5 separate regions of the Homo sapiens genome follow, and regions 1, 2, 3 and 5 are each linked to region 4. A link is an interaction called in ENCODE POLR2A ChIA-PET data of the cell type or tissue named here. Cell type or tissue: MCF 10A. All regions are shown on one strand. Links, peaks and the distances in the headings refer to the core of each region. The heading gives the core; the rest is flanking DNA.

The links. Peaks named below come from ENCODE experiments on the same cell type or tissue, not always from the same donor. Only the 100,000 strongest peaks of a DNase experiment are listed, where the experiment ranks them.
Region 1: POLR2A ChIA-PET joins it to region 4 with 36 read pairs; 17 of 35 experiments call an interaction of 5 or more read pairs at or near these places.
Region 2: POLR2A ChIA-PET joins it to region 4 with 15 read pairs; 19 of 35 experiments call an interaction of 5 or more read pairs at or near these places.
Region 3: POLR2A ChIA-PET joins it to region 4 with 11 read pairs; 26 of 35 experiments call an interaction of 5 or more read pairs at or near these places.
Region 5: POLR2A ChIA-PET joins it to region 4 with 10 read pairs; 18 of 35 experiments call an interaction of 5 or more read pairs at or near these places.

The regions. Positions count from the first base shown.
Region 1 is chr20:47,429,843-47,434,385 of GRCh38, reverse strand. No RefSeq gene overlaps it. Among named protein-coding and RNA genes, the nearest start is that of LINC01754, 20 kb to the right of the region's middle. In MCF 10A, for the core only: no CTCF peak of the experiment used is centred there; DNase peaks (open chromatin) are centred at 1,705 and 2,075.
Region 2 is chr20:47,358,274-47,362,816 of GRCh38, reverse strand. No RefSeq gene overlaps it. Among named protein-coding and RNA genes, the nearest start is that of ZMYND8, 3.8 kb to the right of the region's middle. RefSeq lists enhancers at 1,738-2,032, 1,903-2,052, 3,398-3,692, 3,257-3,864, 3,865-4,472 and 1 more and cis regulatory regions at 1,640-2,295, 3,798-4,011. In MCF 10A, for the core only: no CTCF peak of the experiment used is centred there; DNase peaks (open chromatin) are centred at 1,916, 2,446, 3,576, 3,856 and 1 weaker place.
Region 3 is chr20:47,542,883-47,547,425 of GRCh38, reverse strand. The region is part of intron 1 of NCOA3 (nuclear receptor coactivator 3); the gene reads right to left. Among named protein-coding and RNA genes, the nearest start is that of NCOA3, 43 kb to the right of the region's middle. In MCF 10A, for the core only: no CTCF peak of the experiment used is centred there; no DNase peak of the experiment used is centred there.
Region 4 is chr20:47,490,975-47,495,517 of GRCh38, reverse strand. It overlaps the pseudogene RNU6-563P. Among named protein-coding and RNA genes, the nearest start is that of NCOA3, 8.6 kb to the left of the region's middle. In MCF 10A, for the core only: no CTCF peak of the experiment used is centred there; DNase peaks (open chromatin) are centred at 1,897 and 2,217.
Region 5 is chr20:47,608,281-47,612,823 of GRCh38, reverse strand. All of the region lies in intron 2 of NCOA3 (nuclear receptor coactivator 3), which reads right to left. Among named protein-coding and RNA genes, the nearest start is that of NCOA3, 110 kb to the right of the region's middle. In MCF 10A, for the core only: no CTCF peak of the experiment used is centred there; a DNase peak (open chromatin) is centred at 2,163.

The sequences.
Region 1 (4,543 bases), core at 195-4,194, 61 kb after region 4:
CTGTATGACTACTTTTGAGCTACAACTGCAGAGTTGAGTCATTGCACCAGAGCCCTCTGGGTCTGCAAACCTAGAGTACTTACTCTCTGGCCCATTATGTAAAAAGTTTGCTGACTCCAAGTATAGATGTTCTTCAGTGTACTCAAACATCGCTTGACAATGAACAGTTAGTGTTCATTCCAAATGTCTGTGGTTACAGAGAGTGCTGTGATACATAACGTGTCCATGTGCAATTGTCCACGTATGCAACTTTCTCCAATGTCAGAAAATCCTAGAAGCAGAATTGCTGGGTCAAAAGATATGTGCATTTGTAATTTTGATAGAAATTGTCAAGTAATTTCTAGAGATTATATCAGTTTACATTCACTCCCACCAGCAGCAAATAAAAGCAATCAATTTCCCAACACATTTTCTAACTTAGTCTGTTATCAGGCTTTTTGATCTTTGTCTAAGTGGCGGGTTAAAAATGGCATGTCAGTATAATTTTAATTTTCATTTATTTTATTGTGAATATATTTGTATCGTAGGGCTGCAATGACAAATTACCAAAAACTTAGTAGCTTTAAACAACCAAAACATGTTCTTTCACAGTTCCAGAGACTAGAAGCTCAAAATCAAGGTGTCAGCGGGGCTGGACTCCCTTCTAAACCTCTAGGGAAGATTCCTTCCTTGCCACCTGTACCTTCTAGAGGTTGCCAGCAATTTTTGTTTTTCCCTGGCTTGTAGATGCATTACTCCATGCTCTGCCTACATCTTCACCTGCCTTCTCCCCTTGTATGTCCATGTCTCTGTGTCCAAATTTTTCTCCTTTTTCCTTTTTTTTAAAAATGTTTTTTATTTTTTTTCTGTTTTGAGACTGAGTCTCACTCTTGTCTCCCAGGCTGGAGTGCAATGGCACAATGTTGGCTCACTGCAACCTCCGCCTCCCGGGTTCAAGCGATTCTCCTACCTCAACCTCCGGAGTAGCTGGGATTACAGGTGCACGCCACCACACCTGGCTAATTTTTGTATTTTTAGCAGAGACAGGGTTTCACCGTGTTGGCCAGGCTGGTTTCGAACTCCTGACCTCAGGTGATCCATCCGCCGCTGCCTCCTGAAGTGCTGGGATTACAGGTGTGAGCCACCGTGCCCAGCCTAAATTTTAAAATACTAGACATCAGTATGACGTACTACTCAGCCTTTGATTTCACTTGCTTATTAAGTATATTTACACTATTTATGACACCAACCTTTTCTCTTTTTCTCTCTTCCTTCCTTTTTTCTTCCTTCTTTCTTTCCTTTTCTCTTTCCTCCCTCCCTCCCTTCTTCCCTTCCTTCCTCACTCTCTCTCCCCCTCACTCCCTCTTCTCTTTCTCTTCTTCCTCTTTTTTTTTTTTTTTTATGCTCCACTTCCTCAACATTCTTCCCTTACCCCAAGTTGCCGTTTCAGATCAGGAAGATTAAGAGGCCATAGATAACCTTTCTTAACTTTTCTGTGAATTATTCTTTTTTGTTTTTTCTTTTTTCTTTTTTGAGACAGAGTCTTGCTCTGTCGCGCAGGCTGGAGTGCAGTGGAGCGATTTCGGCTCACTGCGGCCTCCGTCTCTAGGTTCCAACAATTCTCCTGACTCAATCTCCTGAGTAGCTGGAACAACAGGCACGCGTCACCATGCCCGGCTAACTTTTGTACTATTAGTAGAGACGGGGTTTCGCCACATTGGCCAGGCTGGTCTTGAGCTCCTGACCTCACGTGATCCACCCACCTTGGCTTCCCAAAGTGCTGGAATTACAGGCGTGACTCACCGCACCCTGCACTTTTCTGTGAATTATTCTACTGCAAGCTCAACTTGATCAGATCCTGTTCATCAGTAGAGAAGCAAAAACTAACCAATACAAAACACACATCAGGGTTTCTTAGCACAAAGATGAGTGACAGAGGTAATTCCAGCTCTCTCAACAATCCTTCAATAAAGAGATACTATACAGAAAGTGTTTAAACCACAGCTTTAAATAAACAGTGAGTAATTGATCAACTCTCCCACTGTTTTTATGCAATACATGATGGCTAAAAAAATTAGAGTGTTTCTTGAATAACTGGAAGTTGAATAATGTACTTATGTGTTGCAAGAGTTTCCAGTTTCAATGCAAGAAAATATACCATAAATTGGCCGGACGCGGTGGCTCACGCCTGTAATCCCAGCACTTTAGGAGGCTGAGGCGGGCAGATCACGAGGTCAGGAGATCGAGACCATCCTGTCTAACATGGTGAAACCCCATCTCTACTAAAAATACAGAAAACTTAGCTGGGCGTGGTGGTGGGCACCTGTAGTCCCAGCTGCTCAGGCGGCTGAGGCAGGAGAATGGTGTGAACCCAGGAGGCGGAGCTTGCAGTGAGCCAAGATTGCGCCACTGCACTCCAGCCTGGGTGACAGAGTGAGACTCCGTCTCAAAAAAAAAAGAAAATATACCATAAATCCATAATTACATTTTCCTTTTAAGATACAATACACAGGGCTAGGTATGGTGGCTCACCCCTCTAATCTCAATGCTTTGGGAGGCTGAAGTGGGAGGATCACCTGAGGGCAGGAGTTTGAAACCAGCCTGGGCAAGCTGGGCACCATGGCTCATGCCTGGAATCCCAGCACTTTGGGAGGCCAAGGCAGGTGGATCACGAGGTCAGGAGATTGAGACCAGCCTAGCTAACACGGTGAAACTCCGTCTCTACTAAAAATAAACAAAAAATTAGCCAGGCGTGGTGGCAGGTGCCTGTAGTCCCAGCTACTTGGGAGGCTGAGGCAGGAGAATGGTGTGAACCCAGGAGGTGGAGCTTGCAATGAGCTGAGATAGCGCCACTGCACTCCAGCCTGGGTGACAGAGCAAGACTCCATCTCAGGAGAAAAAAAAAAAAAAGAAAGAAACCAGCCTGGGCAACATAGTGAGACTCCAATATGTACAAAAAATTAAAAAATTAGCCAAGCGTGGTGGTGCCTGTCTATAGTCCCAGTTACTCAGCAGGCTGAGGTGAAAGGAGTATCACCTGAGCCCAGGAGTTCAAGGTTACAGTGAGCTATGACTATGCTGCTAGTCATAGTAGCATATGGAGACCCTGTCTCTTAAAAAAAAAAAAAAAAGATACAATGATACATTTTCAACATTTACACACAGTTCCATAACTTGAACCTGGTTGACACTGACCAGCTTAAGCCGACCAGTTTAAGATGAAGACCAGCCAATTGTTTTACATTCCATTATTTTTTGATGTGTTGGGAGGGAGAGAGGGAGACAGGCTTTCAAGATCTTCCTCATAAATGCATTCAGTTGAATAAATGTGCTCTGAGTTAGAGCCGCACCTTCTGAAAATGAAGAGCGGTCATGCAGGCTGGAGTGGCTCTGCCATTTACTAGCTGTGTGACTTTGAGTAAGTTACTTAGCTTCTCTGTGACTCAGATTTCTCACCAGTAAGTGGGTGAAATAACAATATCTGCCTATTGATAACTTGATATATAATGTTATTTTATATGTTATAAATATGTATGTATATATATAACAGTAAATATAGTAAAGTACAATGCAGTATACATACACCTATACAGTATATATACATACAGTAATATAATATTAATATTATGTTACTATTAACTATTAATTATAAAATACATTATATGTATTATATATTAATATAGTATATATTTAATAATACATAAATATATATATAAGTATGTAGTGTTTGGTATATAGCAATAGCTCGATTAATGTTTATTATTCTTTTATATTTTTATTGATTTTTTTTTTTGAGACGGACTCTCGCTCTGTCGCCAAGCTGGAGTGCAGTGGCGCGATCTCAGCTCACTGCAACCTCCGCCTCCCGGGTTCAAGCGATTCTCCTGCCTCAGCCTCCTGAGCAGCTGGGACTACAGGCACCTGCCATCACGCCCGGCTAATTTTTGTATTTTTAGTAGAGACAGGGTTTCACCATGTTGGCCAGAATGGTCTCGATCTCTTGACCTCGTGATTTGCTCACCTTGGCCTCCCAAAGTGCTGGGATTACAGGCGTGAGCCACCGCGCCCAGCCTTTATTTTTATTTATTAACAGGACAGCGTCTCGCTATGTTGCCCGGGATGGTCTTGAACTCCTGGGCTCAAGCAATCCTCTGGTCTCGGCCTTCTAAAGTCCTGGGATTACAGGCGTGAGCCACCTCACCCAGCCTAATGTTTATTATTATTATTGGCATAGCAAGAGTTCTCACACCAGACCACAGCATTCTAACCTCCATAACTGTCCCATGATGTTAGAAATGGACCATCATACCGAGAAATGACCTTGTCCCAGCCACATACTTGTATGGGCCCATTATCTCACATCCATACTTTTATCAAAAAACAAAAACAAAAAATGCAGAGGTGGGAGGATTTCTTGAGCCCAGGAGTTCCAGACTAGCCTGGGCTATAGTGAGACTGCCATCTCTACAAAAAACAAATACACAAAAAAGTTTTCTGGCCAGGCACAGTGGTTCACACCTGTAATTCCGGCATTTTGGGAGACCAAGATGGGAGGTTCGCTTGA
Region 2 (4,543 bases), core at 344-4,343, 130 kb after region 4:
AGCAGCAGGGAAGATACAGACATGTTGAGGCCCCGCGGAGGAAATGGCTAGCTGCTGGGTGGTTTGGGGAAGTGGGCAGATCCATTGATTGTAGGAAGGGTCAGAGTAGAAGATCAAGTACCACGGCTCCAAGGAGGAGAGAACAAGTTAGAGAATGGAAAGAACAGGTGGATGATCGGAGTGGCCGGAGCAGAGTGAGCCACAGGAGGGTGGAGGGAGATGGTCGGAGGTCAGAAGGGCACAGTGCCAGCCGGGAGGCTGGTGGGCCGTTATCTGGACTTGGGCTGTTACTGAGAAATAGGAGTCATTGATGGATTTTGAGCAGAGGAAGGACAGGAGCTGACTTGTGTTTTGAAAGGATCACTGGCTGGCCGGGAACGGTGGTTCACGCTTGTAATCCCAACACTTTGGGAGGCCAACGCAGGCGGATCGCTTGAGCTTAGGAGTTCCTGACCAGCCTGGCCAACATGGTGAAATTTGAAACCCCGTCTCTACTAAAAATACAAAAAAAAAAAAAAAAATTAGCCGGGCGTGGTGGTTTGCACCTGTAATCCCAGCTACTCGGGAGGCTGAGGCAGCAGAATCACTTGAATCCAGGAGGCGGATGTTGCAGTGAGCTGAGATGGCGCCACTGCACTCCAGCCTGGGCGACAGAGTGAGACTGTGTCTCAGAAAAAATAAAATAAAATAAATAAGTGGCTGGGCATGGTGGCTCACGCCTGTAATCCCAGCACTTTGGGAGGCCAAGGCAGGCGGATCACGAGGTCAGGAGATCGAGACCATCCTGGACAACATGGTGAAACCCCCGTCTCTACTAAAGACACAAAATATTAGCTGGGTGTGGTGGCATGTGCCTGTAATCCCAGCTCCTCAGGAGGCTGAGGCAGGAGAATTGCACGATCCTGGGATACGGAGGTTGCAGTGAGCTGAGATTGTGCCACTGCACTCTAGCCTGGGCGACAGAGTGAGACTTTGTCTCAAAAAAAAAAAAAAAAAAAGGGAGAGAAAAAAAAATAAAAGGATCACTGGCAGCCTGGGTGGTACAGTGTGTGTATGTGTGTGTGAGTGCATGTGTACAAGCGTTTGCAAGGGCGGAAGCAGAGAGCTCAGGTAAGATTCTTGCAACCATCCGGATGGGAGATGGTGTTCTACTGAGCTCTAATATATGTCAAGTGCTGTGTTCAACTCTTGAGGGCATGATGGTGAAGAATTCAGACAAGGTCCTTCCTTGCCTCGTGAAGTGCTCAGCCTGGTGCACAGTTTCTCAGCCTCTGCACTATTGACATTTGAGGCTGGCTAATTCTCCGCTGGGGGGTCTTGTCCTATGTGTTGTAGGATGTTTAGCAGCACTAGATGCCAGTAGCACTCCCCACTTCCCTGAAAGATCTTACAACCCAAAATGGAGACAACCCAAAATGTCCCTAGGCATTGCTAAATGTCCCCTTGCGGGGGCAAAACCACCGGTCCAGTGGGAGGGAGAAACAGAGCGAACGAATCTATAGTCTTCTGCCCATAAAAGTAATTGCTAGGAAGAAAAAAGAGTAGGGCCTGAGTTTTCCTGCTTTTCATTTTCCTTCTGCTCCTGCATCCCTTGCTCGGCGCCCCACCCGCGCTGTGGCCATCTGCCTGATGAGGGGCGACCATCCACCCCCTGCCCTTTCCACTAGCCCTTTTTGTTTTCCCTCCCGCCGTTTGCCTAATCCTGCCAGTCCCTCCTAGAAAGAGGTAAAAAAACAAAACAAAACCAAAAAACCCCACACCCCTCTCCTAGTAGGCATCTTCTCCAAGGGAGGGAGGCTCCTATCTGCCTCTTTGTGGCTGTAACATGACACAGTCAGCTCCGGGCTCTGAAGGTGAGCCCTTCTGTCACCGTGCCCGAAGTTGGCCTCGGTTCTAATTGGCCAGAAAGGAACAAAACAAAACAAGATATTTAAAACACTTCCCTGACTCAATCCTGTCCATTTCGCGTAACGGTCAGAGAGGCCTGCTGTAGCTGGAGGCCGATAACTGCAAGTGTGCTTATTTTTGTAGGCAGCCGAACAGGCTATCTCGGGATGCAGCTTGTGGGGCCGCTCCTGCTGCTGCTCGCCTGGCTGGAGGCCAGCGGAACGGGCGAGCCATTTCAGGGAGGCCAGGCCTCAGCTCGTAAGGTGCTGGGGGAAGGGAGCTGGGGCCAGCCTTTCCTCTCCCTCGAGACCAGTGTTGTTACTGTGACACTCTGCCTGGCTCCCCACAGCCTGATTCTGTACCCCAATCCTCTCTGTACCCTGGGAATATTAAGAGAGACACGTTTTAATCTATTTTTATTAGCTCATTGCTTATTAATATCACCAAAGAACCTGCTTGTTTAGGCCTGTGCTGGCTTTTCTAGCCAGAGGCAGAATGATTGGACTGTTTTCTTCCCTTTCCTTAAAGGGCTTAAAGCCAGGGTTTCCCAACCTTGGACATTTTGGATCAGATACTTCCTTGTTGTGGCGGGGCTGGTCTTGTGTACTTATAGGATGTTTTGCATCATCCTTGGCCTCTACCCACTGGATACCGGTAATACAACCTCCCTAACTGTGACAACCCACACGTCTCCAAGCATTGCCAAATGCCCCCTGAAGGGCAAATCCCCCCATGGTTGAACCACTGGTTTCAGGGAATATAAAAGCCTAATTTTAGAGATGGCAAAGTGTTCCCCCTTGACATCTTGCATCTTGCTGGAGGTTGGGAGGGAGAGGGTCGCTTCCTCTGGGCCTCAATCTGTAATGAGGGGCATTTGAATGAGTCTAATCTAAAAGTTTCCTTCAGCGCCATCATTCAATACTGAAAACCCACCTCAAAAGGGTGGGTCTTCAGGTTGCAGCATTGAGTTGTGATGATGCCACTGCACTCAAGCCTGGGCGACAGAGCGAGACACTGTATCAAAAAACAAAAAAGCAAAAAACTGGTCTACCTCCTAAAAGAAAACACAGATTATGCAGTTGCTGTTCGTAGGTTTCAGCCTCATTGTTTCTGCTGTGCTTGGTTCGGCTTTGCTTTTGCTTCTTTCTTTAGAGCCAGGAGAAGGTACAGAGTTTAGGGATGTGAAGTGCTAACGGGGTGGACATCTGATCTCTGGCACTTCCCAGCTGTGTGACCTTGGGCAGCTCACTTCACCTCTCTGGGCTTAGTTCCAGGTTTCTAACAATGCCACCTACTTCAGGAATCAGTCTATGTAAAGCACTAATTTAGAAGTAACTGCTGGGATACTCACTGCAGTGGGGCTTTAAGAGGAGCTGCTGAATGGATTTCTAGATTGAGACCTGCAACATTTGGTTTTATTTCCTGCTTATCAGCCACATTCCATGAAGCCCAGGACCAGCCCTTCGTAGGCCTGCCCCAGGCTTTCTTTTCAATCTGTGTTCCTCCCAGGATTCCATCTGCCACCATACTTTTGTGTCTGTCCCCAGCCGAATTGCTGTTTTCCAGATAACCTCAGACCTACCCGAATGCCAACAGCATTCCTCAAACAGAGCAGAGCTGCCAGAATAAGCCAGCAGCTTCCTGCTCTTTGCCCCAGAAAACATTTCAAGTGATCAAGTGATCAGAGAGAGGGAGGGAGGCGGGGAGGATGCTGTAGCTGCTTATGCAACAAGCTTTAATCCCAGGTTAAAATCCACCACGCACACCAGCGGCATATTTTATTTCCTCATTGGTTCGTGGACTTAGCTGCATGGGAGATCTGCCACCAACCCCACAGTCCTGTTTGTTCCCCTCAAAGCAGCACCCGCAGAAACAAACAGCATTCCATATGGGATGGCGGTGGAGGGCCGCTGCCCACACAGCTAGGAGGGTGAGCACGCACTGCTTCACTGTGGCCTCCACCTCTCGCCTCCTCCCATTTAGTCTCCCCATGCAGCTTTCTACCTCCAGGAAGAGCAGGCCCCTCCCTTTTGGTGAGGCCCAGGCCTGCTGTCCTGAGCCCTGGAGCTTTGTCAGGTTGGGTGGCCATGGAGCTGTCCCTCCCTGCAGCTTGGCCTCAGCAGCCTAAAACAGTAACAACAGCAACATCCTGTCCGTTTTTATAAAGCCTGGGTCCTGCCCTGCCGTACAGTGAGTTTCGATTCCCAGCTCGTTCCTGAGCCTGTTTGATATGAGATTCCCGGCCAGGAAGAATTTATGTACAAGCAGTGGGCATCTGTTGTCCATGTGGGGGTTGGGGGGGGGCAGGGAAAGCAAGCCATCAGCTCTTCGTTTTCTTTGTGGGAACCGTGTGGGACAAGAAAGCCCACAAGTCCTAATTTTAGGAGGAGAGGGGAGACTTTATTGCTCCGGAGTTATGCCTCCTGGCATATGGCTGCGTTAACTCTGGACGCTTTCTCCAGCCTCTAAAGAATGGTGTTTATTTAGCTTCTGTGGTTCCAGGTTGCTGTTTTAAAAAATCCTGTTAATTAAGCACCTTGTCATTTAAAATGCCGAAGAAGGAAAGAGAGCGAGAAAGCTGGGGACATTTTACGGTCCTTTTCTATCTCTGGGTACAGACCAACTGCGAAGGCAGCTTTAGGGAGGAGACCAGCAA
Region 3 (4,543 bases), core at 208-4,207, 52 kb before region 4:
ATAATAATAATAATAATAATATAAAAATAAAATAAAATCAACAAAAACTAGGAACTTTCCTAAAGTACTCCCACCACAGGGTTTAAAGAGAAACGATATGCTGTGACCCAGAAAAACATCTTAACGCCACAGATGGGGTAAGAGAAGGGCTTTAGGACGTCACCCTTTCAAGGAAATACAGAGTGTGTTTATTCACTCGACAAATGAATGATGAACATCTACCATATGCCAGACACCTACCTAAGTGTTTGAGATATGTCAGTGAGCAATGGGGACTAGGATTCTTGTTCTTGTGGAGCATATGCTTTATAATTAAACACAATAAATAAGTAAAGTATTAATATATTAGAGCATTAGTGCTATAAGGTCAGAGGTTCCGGTATTAAATAGGGTGGTAAGGGTGGGCCTCATTAAGAGTGTAAGAATTGAGACTTTAAAGAGATGAGGAACTTAATCAGACATATGACAGAAACATTCCAAGAAAGGGCATACCCAAAGGCAAGAATGTGCCTGCACTGGATGAAGAACGGTACTGGATCAAGAATGAACAAGGAAGACAGGAATGATAGGTGAGATCAGAGATGTAACAGAGGCAGGCCGGTAGCGGTGGCTCATGCCTGTAACCTCAGCACTTTGGGAGGCCAGGGCGGGAAGATCACCTGAGTTAGGGAGTTCAAGACCAGCCTGACCAACATGGAGAAACCCCATCTCTACTAAAAATACAAAATTAGCTGGGCGTGGTAGCACATGCCTGTAATCCCAGCAACTCGAGAGGCTGAGGCAGAAGAATCACTTGAATGCGGGAGGCGGAGGTTGCAGTGAGCCAAGACTGCGCCACTGCACTTCAGCCTAGGCAACAAGAGGGAAATTCGGTCTTAAAAAAAAAAAAAAAAAAAAACAGAGGCAAGTCACAGAGTCTCATTGAAACAAAGTAAGAACTTTCATTTCTACTCCGGGTGAAATAAGAAACCTCTACATAGTCTAGAAGAGAGGAATGACAAACCGGTTTAGGATTGTAAAAGATCCCTCCAGCTGTTACGTTACTAACAGGATACAAGGAAACAAGAGTAAAATGCAGGAAGACTTATTAGGATGTTATTACAATAACTCACAGAAAATGTTGGTTCAATGGAATTACTGAGATGTGGCCAGACACTACATATATCTTAAAAATAGCAAGGAGATAAAAGAGTAGTCAAGGTTTTTAAGCCTAAGCAACAGCAAGAATGAATTACCAACAATGAGAAAGAAAAGGCTTTAGTGAAGATCTTACAGGGAAAATGATGAGATTGGTTTGGGACATGTTGAGTTTCAGTTGTCCATTAGAAATCTAAATGAAAAGGTTCAGAGGACAGTTGGATATACAAGTGAGGAAACAAAAGAGAGGTTTATCTCACATAAACAATATACAGGCCTGGCACAGTGGCTCATGCCTGTAATCCCAACACTTTGGAAGGTTGAGGTGGGAGGATCACTTGAGCTCAGGAGTTCTAGACCAGCCTGGGCAACATGGCAAAACCCCATCACTATAAAAAATACAAAAATTAACCAGGCATGATGGCATGCCCCTATAGTCCTAGCTATTCAGGATGCTGAGGCAGGAGGATCGCTTGAGCCCAGGAGGTGGAGGTTGCAATGAGCCATGATCACACCACTGCACTTCAGCCTAGGCGACAGACCGAGACCGTGTCTCCATATATATATCACAAAGATGATCCAATATATGTATAGTAGGAATCCCAAAGAAGAAAACCAAGGCAGTAAGACAAAAAAAACAAAAAGCAAATAAAAAAAAAACAGCACTAAGAAAACCTTCATGATATTGAGAAAAACAGAGACAAAAAAAGAAGAGGGGAAGGAAGCTTGAAACTATTAATACATATTGAAAAGACTCACTGAATGCCCAAGGAAAAATGTGTCAGACCAACCAACACCAATAAGATTACAAAGGCCAGGCGCAGTGGCTCACGCCAGTAATCCCAGCACTTTGGGAGGCCAAAGCAGGTGGATCACCTGAGGTCAGGAATTCGAGATCAGCCTAGACAACATGGCAAAACCCTATCTCTACTAAAAATACAAAAATTAGCTGGGCGTGGTAGTACATGCCTGTAGTTCCAGCTACTAGGGAGGCTGAGGCAGGAGAATCCCTTGAACCCGGAAGACAGAGGTTGCAGTGAGCCGAGATCCTGTCACTGCACTCTAGCCTGGGCAACAAAGTGAGACTCTTTCTCAAAAAAAAAAAAAAAAAAAATCCTATGGATATCTAAACAATTACAAAAAAAAAAAAAAAGCTACATTGCTCAAAGAAAAACAGGTCGACATCATCATACTGTAACAGCTATGCTCTGTGCCAGAAGACAGTGGAATGACATATTTCAGATACTGTGGAACAGAATTTTATCATCACCAAGCCAGCTTTTAACTATTAAAGCTGCAGACAAACTTCTCAAACATAGGGGAACACAAGGAATACTGTTCCCATAAGCTCTTCCTGAGGAATTTATTAGAGAAAATGAATTCCAGATGACCCAAATAACTGGAAAGTCCATATCAACATAAAAATGGTAGTGGGCATTAAATATATATTTATCTGTAAAAACCTGAATGAGGGTTCTAAGTGACACTTTATACTACATAATGACTATATGTTCCAACATTGTAGCTAGAGCACAACTATCCATAAACTGAAGTATGAAGAGATAAAAACTGGAAAAAAAACTGGCTGATTACCTGATATCAACTGAAAGAAAAAGATATTACTTTAAATCAAATGCTTGGGAAGAAAAAGAAGTTACTAGGTAATTTCAATAGTATTCAAAGTAAGAAACCAACAGAAAATAACCAAAAAATTGGGGGGGCACTAAGTCTATTACATAAGGATTTTAATATAAAGGCAACATCTAAAACAAAATACAAACTTCATAAATTTTTTTAAATACCCACAACAATTAGTCAGGCATGCTGACACATGCCTGTGGTCCCAGCTACACAGAAGGACCGCTTAAACCCAGGAGGTTGAGGCTGCAGTGAACCATGTCAGCACAACTGCATTCCAGCCTGGGTGACAGTGAGACCCTGCGTTTAAGGGAAAAAAAAAAAAAAAAAAAAAGTAGTATTAAATAAAAGACAAATAAAGATACATTATCATGAACATCCATCCTACACCTAACTGAAAAAAAAAAACTTGAACAAAATAAACCCCAAAAAAACAAAAGGGAGAGATTAATAAAGAATAGGATTGGATCCTGGAACAGAAAAAAACACAAGAGTGGAAATTTGACAATATCTGCTACTTAGTTAACAGTATTATACCAGTGTTAGCCTTAGTTTTGATCACTATAACATGGCTATGCAAGTTATTAAATTGGGGGAATCGGGGTGGAGTACACAGGAAAACTCTACTATTTTTGCAACATTCCCAAAAGTCTAAAATTATTTCAAAATAGTTTTTTTTTAAACTTTGAGAAAAAAAATGTTTTTTACCACAGGAGAATACTAGTAAACCAACTTGTTATTTTAAATACTAGTAAATAGAGTCTAACATATATCACATCTTTCCTATGTAAACTGTACCCACACCAGGTGACCAAATACTTGATTAGAAAAAGCTTTTCTTGGCTGGGCACAGTGGCTCACGCCTGTAATCCCAGCTCCCTGGGAGGACAAGGCAGGTGGATCACCTGAGGTCAGGAATTCGAGACCAGCCTGGCCAACATGGTGAAACCCCGTCTACACTAAAAGCACAAAACTGAGCCAGGCGTGGTGGTGCGCACCAGTAGTCCCAGCTACTCGGGAGGCTGAGGCAGGAGAATCACTTGAACCCAGGAGGTGGAGGTTGCGGTGAGCCGAGATCCCACCATTGCACTCCAGCCTGGGCAACAGAGCAAGACTCTCTCCAAAGGAAAAAAAAAAAAGAAGAAGAAGAAAGAAAGAAAAAGTTTTTCTTTATAGTATCTGCTAATATTAACAACTCAAAGAAAAACAGACGTCATGTGTCTTCTGATAAACCACACTCCCTGGGAAGTAGTCTCACTGTAGTAGCCAGCACCAAGATGACATCCCCAGTGACACCCATCTCTAGGTATTCATGAACTTAAGCAGTCCCCTCCCATACTGTATCAAAGTTGGTCTATGTGACCAAAAGAAAAGTGACAAGCTGTCACTTCTGAGGTCACAAAGGCATTTCAAATTCCCTCCTCCTTTTCTCCTTCTCTCTGATCACTAGCTCTGGCAGTAGCTTTAGGACACTCAGGCAGAAACTGAGACCTCCCACCAATGGTCACTGAGTAAGCCACCTCGGAAGCAAATCCTCCAGCCTTTGTTAAACCTTCAGATGACTGCAACCCATTAAGAGTACTAAAACCACAACTCCCCAGCTAGGCTACTCCCAGAGTCCTAACCTTCAGAAACTGTGGAAGATAATAAATACTAAGGAGTTTGGGAGGTTTATTTTGCTTTGTTTTGAAACAGAGTCTTGCTGTCACCCAGACTGGAGTACAGTGGTGTGTTCTCAGCCAACTGCAACCTCCACGTCCCAGCTCAA
Region 4 (4,543 bases), core at 230-4,229:
TAACAATGGTAACTAGCCTGCTTGCAACTTGCTCTCAAATGATTTAGGGAGAAAAAATGCACACACACAGGGAGAGAGAGTACAGATGAGCAAATATGGCAAAATGTGATCAATTAGTACGTTTAGGTTTAGGGTACACAGGTTTGTTTGGGGTTTTTTTGTTTGTTTGTTTTCAGGTGAAGTCTCACACTGTCATCTAGGCTGGGGTGCAGTGGCGCGATCTCTGCTCACTGCAACCTCTGCCCCCCAGATTTAAGCGATTCTCCTGCCTCAGCCTCCCGAGTAGTTGGGATTACAGGCACCTGCCACCAGGCCCAGCTAATTTTTTGTATTTTTAGTAGAGACAGGGTTTCACTATGTTGGCCATGCTGGTCTTGAACTCCTGACCTTGTGATCCACCCGCCTCGGCCTCCCAAAGTGCTGGGATTACAGACATGAGCCACCTTGCCCGGCCTTTGTTTTTATTTTTTGAGATGGAATCTCACTCTGTCACCCAGGCTGGAGTGTAATGGCACAATCTCGGCTCACTGCAACCTCTGCCTCCTGGGTTCAAGCGATTCTCTTGCCTCAGCCTCCTGAGTAGTTGGGATTACAGGCGTGCACCACCACGCCAGGCAAATTTTGTTTTTAGTAGAAATGGGGTTTCACCATGTTGGCCAGGCTGGTCTTAAAATCCGCCCGCCTCAGCCTCTGAAAGTGCCGGGATTACAAAAGTGAGACACCGTGCCCGACTGATTTTTTTTTTTTTTTTTTTTTTTTGAGACAGGGTTTCACTCTGCTACCCAGGCTGTAGTGCAGTGGCATGCTCACGGCTCACTGCAGCCTGGACCTTTTGGGCTCAAGTCATTTTCGTGCCTCAGTTTCTGTCCCTACTGCTATCTCCCACATTCTTCCCTCTTTCATTGTGTGAGATATAGCCAGATACCCTAATGGTTAAGAGTGTGGACTTTCCAGGAGTTCAAGACCAGCCTGGGCAACAAGGTGAGACCCCTGTCTCTACAAAATTAGAAAAATTATGGCCAGGCGCAGTGGCTCTGCCTGTAATCCCAGCACTTTGGGAGGGCCAGGTGGGCAGATGACTTGATCTCAGGAGTTTGAGACCAGCCTGGGCAACATGGCAAAACCCTGCCTATACCAAAAAAAAAAAAAAATTAGCCAAGTGTGGTGGCATGCGCCTGTAGCCTCCCAGCTACTCAAGAAGCTGAGGTGGGAGGATCACCTGAGCCAAGGAGGTTAAGGCTGCAGTGAGCCAAGATCGTGGGGCTCACGGTCTCAAAAATAAACAAATACATACAAACATACATAAATTAGCCAAGTATGATGGCATGCACCTTTAGTCCCAGCTACTGGGAGGCTGAGGCAGGAGGCTCACTAGAGCCAGGGAAGTCAAGGTGATTACACTCCACCCTGGAGTCCAAAAAGAGAAAAAAGAAAATGTGGGCTTTGACACTCACTGCCTAACCTGCTAAGCTGGTTCTGCTACTTACAAAGCTGTGTGATAGTGGCTGGTTATTTGAACTTTCTGTGCCTCCATTTCCTAAAGTGAGAACACTGATAATGATAATAATAGCAACAACAATAATGCTTATGTCATAGGGTATTATCAGGATTAAATAGAACAGCATAGTGAAAGCTCTAAACACAGTGTCAAGCACAGAGCACTCAAATGTTAATAATGATAATGTATGGCAGTTCCAAACTTGCTTCGTAGGGGTTAATATCCAAGGGTTAGTAACAATGTTCTCCTCCCTCACCCCACACCATATTTTGCTTCATGATAGTAATTACAGTGTGAAATTTCCCTGCAAGTGAAAATAGATTCCTTGGGTAGAAGCCTAAACCCTGCACATGCCTAAAACTCTGTTACGAAATACCTAATCTGAAAATGAGCTGGCACAGCCCCAAGCTCCACCCCCAGGCTGTACTCTGAACCACTTTTCTCCCTGGGAAGGACACACAACTGAGGGGGAAAGAGAGAGCAGAAGAGAGAGATCAAAAAATGCAATTTAGGGTAAACAAGTACTTGACTTCTTGTTTTGCTTAAAAGAGGGGAAAAACACCCCTGAGAAGAATCATATTTAAGACAAATTTTTGGAGATAAAGAGCAGCCTGAGCTTTACAACCCAGAGTTGCCTTATTCATGCCTCTTCCTTTAAACTCAAATCAGGGTTTGGTGACCTGTGATTTTTGTGCCAGAGATGACACATGCGCCTGTTGGAATTGGCACCTGGCCTGGCTGCAACAGACTTGTCCTGCTCCACAACCTGCAAATGACTCCACAGCTGGAAGAATTTGAAGCCCAGCTCATTTTTGTTTTGCTTTTCCTTTCTAGACTTACATATTAAACATATTTGCCTTGGAAGAAAAAATCATTTGCTATCAAATGCTTTAAAAGTACCCACTGTAAGAGGGCTAAAATAAAAATAAGGACTATGCTCATGTTGGCAGCACATACACTAAAACTGAAACAATACAGAGAAGATTAGTGTGGTCCCTGCACAAGGATGACATGCAAATTCTGTGAAGCATTCCAGTTTTGGGGTTTTTTTTGGTTTTTGTTTGTTTGTTTGTTTGTTTTTGAGACAGAGTTTCGCTCTTGTTGCCCAGGCTGGAGTGCAATGGCACAATCTCGGCTCACTGCAACCTCTGCCTCCCGGGTTCGAGCCATTCTCCTGCCTCAGCCTCCCAAGTAGCTGGGATTACAGGTGCCCACCACCAGGCCCAGCTAATTTTTTGTATTTTTAATGGAGATGGGATTTCGCCGTGTTGGCCAGGCTGGTCTTGAAATCCTGACCTCAGGTTATCCGCCTGCCTCAGCCTCCCAAAGTGCTGGGATTACAGGCGTGAGCCACCGTGCCTGACCCCAGTTTTTTGTTTTGTTTTGTTTTGTTTTTTAAGTGTTAACCACAATGTAGAGAAATTGAACCATTTGTACACTGTTGGTGGGACTGTAAAATGGTACTCCATTTCGCAAAATTGGTGGGCAGTTCTCCAAAGTGTTAAACAAAGAATTGCCATATGACCCATCAATTATACCCCTAAGTATATACCCAAGTGAATTGAAAACATATGTCCATGCAAAATCTTGTACAGTAACATCCTTAACAGGTTTGCCATGTAATTGATTGATAATAGCCACAGGGTTTTAACTTTTATGTTTTTAAAGCTAGAATCTTAACTTACCTTATACATTCACCCCTGGCATAGAACTGTTTGCATGCCCCAACATCTCTACTCCTTCCATGTTCCTACTCTGTAAGTACTAAATCACTGGAAGAGGGTTTATCCTCTCAAATAAGCTTACTGCCATCACTTTAAAACTCATTTTCTTTTTTTTTTTTTTTTTGACAGTTTTGCTCTTGTCGCGCAGGGTGGCGTGCCATGGCATGGTCTTGGCTCACTGCAACCTCTGTCTCCCAGGTTCAAGCAATTCTCCTGCCTCAGCCTCCTAAGCAGCTGGAATTACAGGCACCCACCACCATGTCCGGCTAATTTTTGTATTTTTAGTAGAGACGGGGTTCCACCATGTTATCTAGGCTGGTCTTGAACTCCTGATCTCAGGTGATCTGCCCGCCTCAGCCTCCCTAGGTGCTGAGATCACAGGCATGAGCCACCACACCTGGTCCCCAAATTCATTTTTTAAAAAAGGAAGTGTTTTACTCCAGGGCTGGAGTCAGCCAACCTTTATATGATGGGATACCAAGAGTCAGCCAAACTATATATGTTGGAATATCATGTAGTCAATGAAACATTATGAAGCTGTTTAACACTCAGCAGTTAAAAAAGATCTCCCAGATACTTCACTTTTAAAAAAAGTTGTGGATACATTGTAGGTGTATATATCAATGGAGTACATAGGATGTTTTGTTACAGTTTTGCAATGTGAAATAAGCACATCACAGAGAATGGGGTTCAGACACTTTTAAGTTAAAAAAAAAAGGTAAAGCAGTATGTATAATAGGCCTTTTTTTGTGTTACAAATATGTATATATATAGGCCAGACGTGGTGGCTCACGCCTGTAATCCCAGCACTTTGGGAGGCCAAGGTGGGCGGATCACCTGAGGCCAGGAGTTCGAGACCAGCCTGACCAATATGATGAAACCCCATCTTTACTAAAAAAATACAAAAATTAGCCGGCCATCTTAAAAAAAAAAAAAAAACCTACAAAAATTAGCCGGGCATGGCGGCGTGCACCTGTAATCCCAGCCACTCTGGAGGCTAAGGCAGGAAAATTGCTTAAACCCAGGAGGCAGATGTTGCAGTGAGCTGAGATCGCACCATTGCACTCCAGCCTGGGCAACAAGAGTGAAACTCCATCTCAAAAAAAGAGAAAGAAATACAAGTGTCAATACTGAATCACAATGTGAAATATGTTTGTTGCTGTTCTGCGATTCAGCCAAAGGCTTGAAGACACTGAGCTAGGAGGATGAATTTTTGGCCCCCACATTCTTTTTCATGACCTCAAACATATGGGCCAGGCTTGGTATATAGATCTGAGATCCCAATTCCTCTTAAGGGTAAAGTCAAGAGAGAAGTACTGCC
Region 5 (4,543 bases), core at 387-4,386, 120 kb before region 4:
ATTCCATCCATATCCAAATCAAGTTACCCTCTCCTGACAGCATACTAACTAGCCGGGTAACTCTTTTGTTTTAAAGGTTACATTGACTTCTACAATTTAATACACTGAATCTATCTCATATATAAGAACAGACTTAAGTCTGAGCTTCATAAACCTGAATTTGGCTTCAGTTTAAACAACCTGTTACCAGTCATACTTCTTCCTCATCAATCACCACCAGCAACCCCAAAATGATCTTTATACTAAAAGTTTTTAATAAAGGTAACTGAAACATTTCCTTTATTTTTAACCTTAAGTCACTAATTTTTTTTTAATCTTTCCCACATCGCTTTTCCATCTAGAATATTCCTGCCCTTCAAGATTAATTTGTCACCTCTGGTAAAACCATCCCCGACTCTCCCAATTAGACAAAAGTTTTCCCTTCTTTATCCTAAGCATTTTCCATATTTTTACTATAACATTTTACATATTACACTATTTCTGTCTCTGCTTCCTACCTTGTAAGCTCTAAACCATTGTGTAAACTTGTATGTAACTCTATTTTTTACAAATTTTTTTTTTAACTACCACCATTCCTCTTCTCTTTTCAAACTCCAGTTCTCCTTTGCTTTCCCATCAGCTGTACTTTTGACCAACTCCACATCTTCTTAAAATACAGAGAAGGTTCTCCTTTTACAGAGGTAAAAAGAAATAATTTGGCTGGGTGTGGTGGCTCACACTTGTAATCTCAACACTTTGGGAGGCCAAGATGAGAGGACAGCTTGAACCCGGGACTTCAAGACCAGCCTGGGCAAAGTGGCAAAACGCCGTCTCTACAAAAAATACAAAACACTTAGCCAAGCGTGGTGACGCACACCTGTAGTCGCAGCTACTCGGGAGGCTGAGGTGGGGGTATCACCTGAGCCCAGGAGGCAGAGGTTACAGTGAGCTAAGGTTCGCGCCACTGCACTCCAGCCTGGGTGAAGGGAGTGAGACCCTGGTCTGGAGGGGCAGAAGGAGTGGGGCTTTTTTATTTTGTTTTGTTTTGTTTTTGAGATGGAGTCTCGCTCTGTCACCCAGGCTGGAGTGCAGTGGCGCAATCTCGGCTTACTAAAACTTCCGCCTCCCAGATTCAAGCGATTCTCCTGCCTCAGCCTCCCAAGTAGCCGGGATTACAGGCAGCTGCCACCATACCCACCTCATTTCTGTATTATTAGTAGAGTCGGGGTTTCGCCATGTTGGCCAGGCTGGTCTCGAACTCCTGACCTCAGGTGACCAACCTACCCCAGCCTCCCAAAGTCCTGGGATTACAGGCATGAGCCCGGCCGAGGAGGAGATTTTTTAAACCCCAGTATTGTGTACCATTTTTTACCTCTGGGGTTTGTAGTTTAATTTTCCTTTGACAGACATAAGTATCTCTACATCAAAAGTAGTACTTATACCTAAGTTTGTCCCTGTGGCATATAATGAAAATAAAAACAGCAGAGGAAGAAAGAGATAAATAAAAACCAAGGGTTTTAGCCATGCTAAGGTAAGTGAGAAAGAACTGGATAAAGAAGAGTGGTGAGGAGGGACAGTGGGTATGTGCACAGAGCAGAAATGAAATCTGATATAAATTAAATTAATAAGCAATAAAGATGTAAAGGAGAGATGATCACAGCATATGCCCCATTCTCTTCTAATCTATTCTTTCCATCTACCTCACAGAGGAAAAGACAGTATTGAGAAGTAAATGTTAAAGCTTAAGAGATGACAACATTAGCCACCTGGTAACCAAACAGCTGAGAGCAGCAAGGATGGTACATAAAGTGTACCATGGTACACTAAGTAAACAATGAAGAGGGGGAATGGTAACCATGGTCAAATGCAAGACAGATAAATATTCCTAAACCAGAGTGCCTGTAGAGTAAAAAACAAAATAACAAACTTCCCACTATAGTACTAAAGTTAGCCCTGTCCAGCAATATCAAAAATAGAGGCTACAATGAGTTTGTTCACCTGCAACACTGATGTTACAAAAATTAAGACTGTAGAAATAAATGTAAAGCTAATAAAAGACTTTTGGGTTGATTTTTCAAAGAAAAGATATTGAAGGTAGAACAGAGAGATGTCCTTCTTATAAAGCAAAGAGGTTGGAGCAGATCTGTAACTCTAGCAACACGACACGGCAAGTCTGACTCACAAGACTTCCTGAATAGGTCATCATCTGTACTGCTGCTTAGTCTGTGGCTCAGTCCTTTTTTTCCTGACCTCACAGCTTATTACTCTTCAGTAATCATTAAATAACTTTAAATTCAAAAGAATCCTTTTTTAAAAATGTTTCCGGGCCAGTTTCAGTAGCTCACACCTGTAATCCCAACGCTTTGGGAGGCTGGGGCAAGAGGATTGCTTGAGCCCAGCAGTTTGAGACCAGCCTGGGCAACATAGTGAGATTCTGTCTCTGCAAAAAACACAAAAATTAGCTGGGCATGGCAGCATGTGCCTGTGGTCCCAGCTATTTAGGAAGCTCAGGTAAGAGGATCACTTGAGCCCAGGAGGTCAAGTCTGCAGTGAACCATGATCACCGCACTCTGGCCTGGGGGACAGAGCAAGATCCCGTCTCAAAACAGTAACAATAATAATAGTTTCCATATCCCTAGAAGTTATGTGTCTGATAATAGAATTTGTCTTTTCAAATAAATCTCTAAAGCCATTATTCATCTGATGACAACAATACAAATAATGAATAAGAAAATATATATCAAAAAGTTAAAAAATAAAAAAAGCTTTCAACATTATTTGCTTTCTGGAGGGTGGGGTAGCACTGGTAAAAAGGTTAAAAGGTATCAGAACTGAAAACTCAATAAAACCCTTGACCCTCTCCATTCCTCTCCAAAAAATAGCTACCGTCTTATGTGGAGCTAAACATTTATACCATTAGGTCAAGATTGCTTCAGGGAAGAAATGTGCAGTAAGCAAAAATATAAAATACTGCAAAGAGGAGGAGAAGTACATCATTCAATTTAAAATACAACATTAAAAAATAAAAATAAAAAATAAAATACAACATAGCTTGGTTTTTTCTTTGTTGCTATTCAAATGTTAGTTTCATGATCCATAACTTTTTTTTTTTTTTTGAGACGGAGTCTCGCCCTGTCACCCGGGCTGGAGTGCAGTGGTGCAATCTCGGCTCACCACAATCTCTGCCTCCCGAGTTCAAGGAATTCCCCTGCCTCGGCCTCCTGAGTAGCTGGGACTACAGGTGTGCACCACCACAACCAGCTAATTTTTTTGTATTTTAGTAGAGATGGGGTTTCACCATGTTGGCCAGGATGGTCTCAAACTCCTGACCTCGTGACATGATCCATAACTTTAAAGAACTTTTTTTCTGTACTTCACAAAACCTGCCTATCCATGTCTAGTAAATGAAGCTGGGGGCACCTCATTATTATTAGAGAATATCTGAGGCAAGAAAATTTTATTACGAACTTCTGTAAAATCATCCATACACCTAAACTGGTTAAAACCAAAACCTACTTCACCAAGTATCTTAAGAGTGGTCACTGTTCAACATATCGGGTGTCATCCACATAGAAAAAGGAAATAGTATCCCCTATGCTAAGTGCTTGGGGTAGATGAATTGTTGATCAAAACAGGAATTTTTTTGCCTTCAAGGAGCTGATGACTCGGTGTGAGGAATTAACAAACTAGTAAGTAGATCATCAGAAATTGTATTATATGCTACAAAACGTCTTTATTTAAAATTAATGGCCGATTTGTGATTCAGAAACAGAAACAACTGAGTACCAGACATATCCTATAATGTTATACAGCTGTTCAAAGTCCTAAATCTCTATAGTAGATATGTTTCTTACTAATAAAAGAAGTAGATTCAGGTTAACAACTAAATGCCCCTGAAATTGGCCAAACTTCAGATTGGTTAGCTCAGACCTCCTCCGTATTTAAGCAGCACAGAATAGAGGCAGCTGTAGCAGGAACTGGGTGTGCTACAAGATACCAAATACAACAAGGTGAAAGGTTTAAGTCAAATGCTTCTAGAGTTCCAACCAAATTCACTAGATTTCAAGCCTTTTGATCTCAGGATTCCTTTACCTCTTAAAAACTGGAAACCTGTAATAACTTCTGCTATGTGGGTTATGTCAGTATTCACCATATTAGAAATTAAAACTTAAGAAACATTCACCTTTTTTTTTTTTTTTTTTTTGGAGACAGGGTCTCAGCTCTGTCACCCAGGCTGGAGTGCAATGGTGTGATCACGGCTCACTGTAGCCTCGATCTGCTGGTCTGAAGTGATCCTCCCACCTCAGCCTCCCGAGTAGCTGGAACCACACGCATGTGCCACCATGCCCAGCTGATTTTTTTAATTTTTAGTACAGACCAGGTCTTGCTATGTTTCCCAGGCTGGTCTCCAACTCCTAGGCTCAAGCAATTCTCCCACCTCGGCCTCACAAAGTGTTGGAATTACAGGCATGAGCCACCAAGCCGGACTCATTCACTTTTTTGGTTTATTTGTTTTGTTTTGTTTTTTGAGATGGAGTTTTGCTCTTGTCACCCAGGCTGGGCT